Regions from separate parts of the Mus musculus genome. Here region 1 is linked to region 2. A link is a loop called in an ENCODE intact Hi-C map of the cell type or tissue named here. Cell type or tissue: left cerebral cortex. All regions are shown on one strand.

Region 1 (2,500 bases), 120 kb after region 2:
TAAAGGAAAGCATTTAATTAGAACTGGCTTACAGTTCAGGGGTTTAGTCCATTATCATCATGGCAGAAAACATGGTCACAGGCAGACATGGTGCTGGAGAGGCAACTGAGAGTTCTGCACCTGCATCCCCAGGCCACAGACAGAGAGAGACACTGGGCCAGGCTTGAACATCTGAAACCTCAAAGCCCACCCCTCAGTGACGCACTTCCTCCAACAAGACCACACCTCCTAATAGTGCCACTTCCTATGGGACTATGGAGGCCATTTTAATTCAAACCACCACAGTGACAAGCACAGGGGATAGAGAATAGGAACAGAGCCAAAAGATACATGGTCAAAACAGACATGCTTCATAAGGTCCACCCTCTCCTGTTAAAATGGAGTCTGCGAGAAAGGAACCATCGTCCCACGAGCAGCCTCTTGGGATAGTGAGTGAACCCTGTGGGATCCAGGGGTGGTGTTCACAGCCTCATCATAAATAAGGACTCTGTGAGATCCACTCAGCGCTCTTGGAAGAAATGGATGCTGCTGTCTCTGAGCACACATGAGGAGTCTTCCAAATACGTGCAGACAGTGTACTGACAGCTAAGTGTCCTTGAGTCATGATTTGGTCTTCCACTATTTATTTTCTCAATCAAACTGATGTAAAATTACACGGGCTTCTCTGGACCATGAAGGGCCCTGTTCCCTCAGACTGGAGGGCTCTGTGTGCTCCTTTGCATAGCCAACTCTTGCACCTCACCACAAAGAACACATTACCAGGGAGACTTGCCCTGGCCCCTCCAAAGACTGTCACCCCATAACACACCACCATGGCTCCCCTCATGCCTTAGCTAATATAAAAAACTAATATTAAAAAATATAAAGAATATAGTGGTGCATTCCTTTAATCCCAGCACTCAGGAGGCAGAGGTCTCTAGGATTTTGAGGCTAACCTGGTGTACATAGTAAACTCTAGGACAGCCAGAGCTACATAATAGAGAGACTCTGTCTTTTTTTTTTTTTAATGTATCTTTATTCCCAAGCCAGAAATAAATATTTATCGAATGGGTAATGGATAGATCCCAGATACATCCACTTGGGAGAGGGACCTGGATCTTAAATAATCTGTTTAAATATTTTCATATTTCCTTGTTGCCTCATAAATATGTATTTCATAAATTCCCCCACCCAGGTTCAATTTTCATTGATGGTTCACATTAACTACAGGCTGTAAACACACAGGGATTGCCATTAATTCTAATGTGCCCTTGAATGTGTGTTTAAACATCATTCCCAGGGAAAGAATTGGTAGAAGAAGAATACCTAAGTGGTCTTGGGCTAGGGAAGTGTTGGGGACGCAGAGAGGAGCGTGTGAGGGATGGAGAATGAGATAGAAACCAGGGAGAGCTATCAACCATTTTATTCTGCCTTTGGATCTTTTGGCTGCAGCAGAAGCCTCATAGGGAAGCCTGCTCTTTGCTGCCATCTGGTGGTCATAATTAAAGCCGTTCCCACAGGACCACACTCTGTGGACCTAATTTTGCAACACCTACCAGTGTTCAACATCCCATGGTAGGCAGCAAGTAAATAATTACATTTTAGATGTTAATTTTTTTCATCAGTGAGGGAACATACTCATATATAATGTTTCAAACTCATCCTTATATTTACCAACCAAGGTTGACACTGATTTATTCCCACTTTACAGATAAAGAAACTGTGGGTCGGCTTACAACAACTTTGTAGGTGGTCAAAGCTAAGTGTCAGCCTCTGAACTAAAACAAAATGGATATTACTGACTTTTTTGCCCCAGTGAAGAAGACAGGAAGAAAACATTACATTCTCCAGCCCTCAGTAGGTAGACCCTAACACGGAAAATTCACAGACAAGAAAAAGGAAAGGGGAAGGGAGAAGAGAGAGAATAGGAGAAGAGAGGAGAGGATCGCAGCAAGATAACTCAGTGTATAAGGGGGCTTGCCACCAAGCCCGAGTGCCTGAGTTTAACCCCTGGAACTCACACGAAGGGAGGTAAGAACGATTCCTCCAACTTGTCCTTTGACCTCCACACATGCACAGCGATATGAACACTATATGTGTGCTCAAGTGTACATACACACACACACCACAAATAAAACAAATAAAGGCGAAATTCTGTTTTAGTAAAAGAAATAAGGGGCTAAAGAGTCTGTCATTCAGAGGGCATGGTGTTCTTATAGAGGAACCAGGTTCAGTTCCAGGCCCCACACAACAGCTCACAAACCACCTATAGCTCCATTTTCACAGGATCTTCAGCCCTCTTTTGGCCATCAGAGGTTCCTGCACTCACATAGTGTGCATACCCACACTCAGGCACACACACATGCACATAAAATAAAAATCTGTTTAAAAACAAAATGGACAGAGAGAAGGAAAAAAGAAGAAATTCTATCTCTAAGGGTCTTTTCAAGCTCAGAATTGGTTGATTTTTAAGCATTGTCCCCAAAACTAAGGATTGGGTCAACTAAGTTCTTCACTTGGT
Region 2 (2,500 bases):
CAGACAGCTTGCCTCTCTGGGCAGTGGGTGAGGTGAAAGATAAACTCAGACAGGTCACTTGGACCCCCCCGCTGAAGTGCTTGGGCAACTCACCCAGGGAAGGCAGCTCCTGGCTCATTATTTCCAGCAGCCTTCCATCCCTGGACGCTGGAGTGCCAGGGTGCCGGGTGACCTAAGCCCATTGAGCCCCTCTTCCAGACAGGTCTAAAATGATTAATAGTTGGTGATATGCATGGCTGTCAGATGGAAGACGTGCATGTCTCATGACTTAGCCAGAATGAGGGGAGAGAACAGGACGGTGGGCTTAGAAAGCTGTACAACCGTGGTTGGGTCACCGCTGCAGTCTGGTTCATTCATAGCCAGCTGAGTCTACTCAGAGATCCTATTAACCACTTTTTTTTTTCCTTTTTAGTTCATTATCTCCCCCCCCAAAACCCCCACTCCCCTCAACACACCCCTGCCCATCGAATCCACCGCAGTTCAACCAGCATAATCAAAAGACAGCCAGATAAAGTTGCAGTGATTTACAGCACCCAGCACCGGTGAGGGGTACATAGAGACCCACAGACGCACATCTGTGGTGAGGCTCCTACCTCTTATGGCATGACTCCCAGCTGGGGAGGGGGGGTGGAATCACATCGTCTCTGCCGCCTGCAGACCTACTAGGCTCTCTCACTCAGACGCGTGAGCGGCTGTCCATCAGTCACCAGGAGGCTGCCCATCGTGGGGGGCTCCCAGGGGCATTTCCAGTCAGAAGTGTTACCATGGTTGCAGGCTGGGACGTCCGCAGTGGACCAGGCAGGGGGAAGTTGGCAAGCCGGCATCACATCCCCCGCAGTGCAGGCTGCATGCTACCACCTCCCCACTCCTTAGTGCGTGCTCTGGCGGTAACCCCACCTGGCCACCCTGCGTGGCAGGGGCCAATGCCGATCTGAGTGACGGAGCCGCATGAGTCACTGCCCGCCAGGGCTCGCTAGAGCTCCCCCTAGGACAGTTGTCACAGCCCTTCACGGTCCAGACTTCTTTTTTAACCTCTTGTTTTCCAGACAGAGTTCTGTGCTGGGGGTGGGGTGGGGGGTGAGCAGCAAGCACGCCTTCAGCCCCACAGACTCAGAAGGAGCTGGCTGTTGCCGAAGCATCCCCGGGGACAACGGTCAAAGCAGTGCCAGGCAGAGAAGTAACCGGAGTGATGTGGAGGGGTGCGGAGGAAGAGGGAGGTGAACGCGGAGGGGCGGCGGGTGCTTCTGGGATATGCAAAAGAACAGTCTCCGAGGTGCACCGAGGTGAGGTGGGGAAGAGAAGATCAGGGAATGTGAAATGCGAGCTAACAGAGACTTATCTAACACCTCCGGGCTCTCCGGGGAGCAGCTCAGCCTTCCCTGCTGGAGTCAGAAGCTCCGGGGCTTAACGCTTTCAACATTAGCTTATGGGAAGGGAACTGGGACTGGATGCAGGGGTTCGCATCCCCTGTGCACACCCATAAGCGGGGGGTTGGGGGGGGTTGGGGTGCAAATCTAATGGTGGTGCAAACCCCATCTGACTGCCCGTGCTCACCCAATCCCTCCTTTGGAAGATTAAAATTGAAATCACAGAAATTACAATGTATGATGACCAAAAGGAAGTGCTTCCATCCCAAGATAAGGACATCGAGATAAACATACTGAAATACGTAGGTGACTCTGATACAGAAACATGGTGGCTTAATGGCTCCCAATTCCACCCACTCCAGTTCTATGACCCTGGGAAAGGCACTCAGCCTCTGTAGGCATCTGTGGGGAGGTCATGTCTGGCTTTGAAAGAGTGTCCCTAAGCAGTGAAGGCTGGCCTCAAACTTGTGATTCTCCTGCCTCTGCACCTGACTGTTAGGTGAATCTATGCAAAGTGCTCAGTGTGGCTTCTGGCACTCGGTGAACACCCATGAAGGTGACCTGTGGCCGTTATCATTGCTGGCGTACAGTGCATGATGTGGCAGACCTTAGCAGCCGCTCAAGTCCAGTGAGACAGCGCGGCATCTGCGCTGAGTAGAGTCGGTCTCTGCTATACAAGGCACAGGCACGCCAAGGTGAGTGTTTGTGTTAATTCTACCATGGCGTTATAATTCCTCGCAGAAGTTGAATCCCTTTCCACTATATACTAATTTATCTGTAGGAGACGAAAATAGAATTCCATTTCTGTGTTAGGAAGATGATTAATAGAGAGGTAGGAGCCACCCTCAGTGAAGTAATTATGATTTCTGAATTTCTGTACTATAAAATAAGGCTCATCTGTAAAGTTCTGCCATGCTCAAAGCATTACTGCGGTCAAGATTAGAAAAGAGGCTTGGGCTGCCAGTACAGGCCTATCACCTGATCACTCGGGCAGCTGAGGCAGGGGGATCAGAAGGCCAGGGCCTGCCTGGGCTACAGATGATAAACTCAAGGAACATAGCGAGACTCGGTCTCTGGGGGCTGTGGGGAGGTTGGAGAGTTGAGTCAGCCAACATAAGGGGCTGAGTACAATC

Evidence for each region. A loop is a pair of places that touch in the nucleus more often than their neighbours do. Peaks named below come from ENCODE experiments on the same cell type or tissue, not always from the same donor. Only the 100,000 strongest peaks of a DNase experiment are listed, where the experiment ranks them.
Region 1: a loop joins it to region 2, with 2.4 times the contacts of the local background. A loop is called at or near these places in 8 of 42 quality-filtered maps.

Annotation. Positions count from the first base shown.
Region 1 is chr5:115,789,590-115,792,089 of GRCm38, reverse strand. No RefSeq gene overlaps it. Among named protein-coding and RNA genes, the nearest start is that of Cit, 55 kb to the left of the region's middle. In left cerebral cortex, a CTCF peak has its summit at 1,473 (motif pointing left); a DNase peak (open chromatin) is centred at 1,462.
Region 2 is chr5:115,905,928-115,908,427 of GRCm38, reverse strand. All of the region lies in intron 8 of Cit (citron), which reads right to left. It overlaps Gm42008 (a long non-coding RNA gene), which reads left to right. Exons shown (of 3, transcript XR_003955981.1): 1 at 1-27; 2 at 413-2,062. Among named protein-coding and RNA genes, the nearest start is that of Gm42008, 1.4 kb to the left of the region's middle. In left cerebral cortex, a CTCF peak has its summit at 977; DNase peaks (open chromatin) are centred at 636 and 950; H3K4me3 peaks cover 1,762 bases; H3K27ac peaks cover 1,838 bases.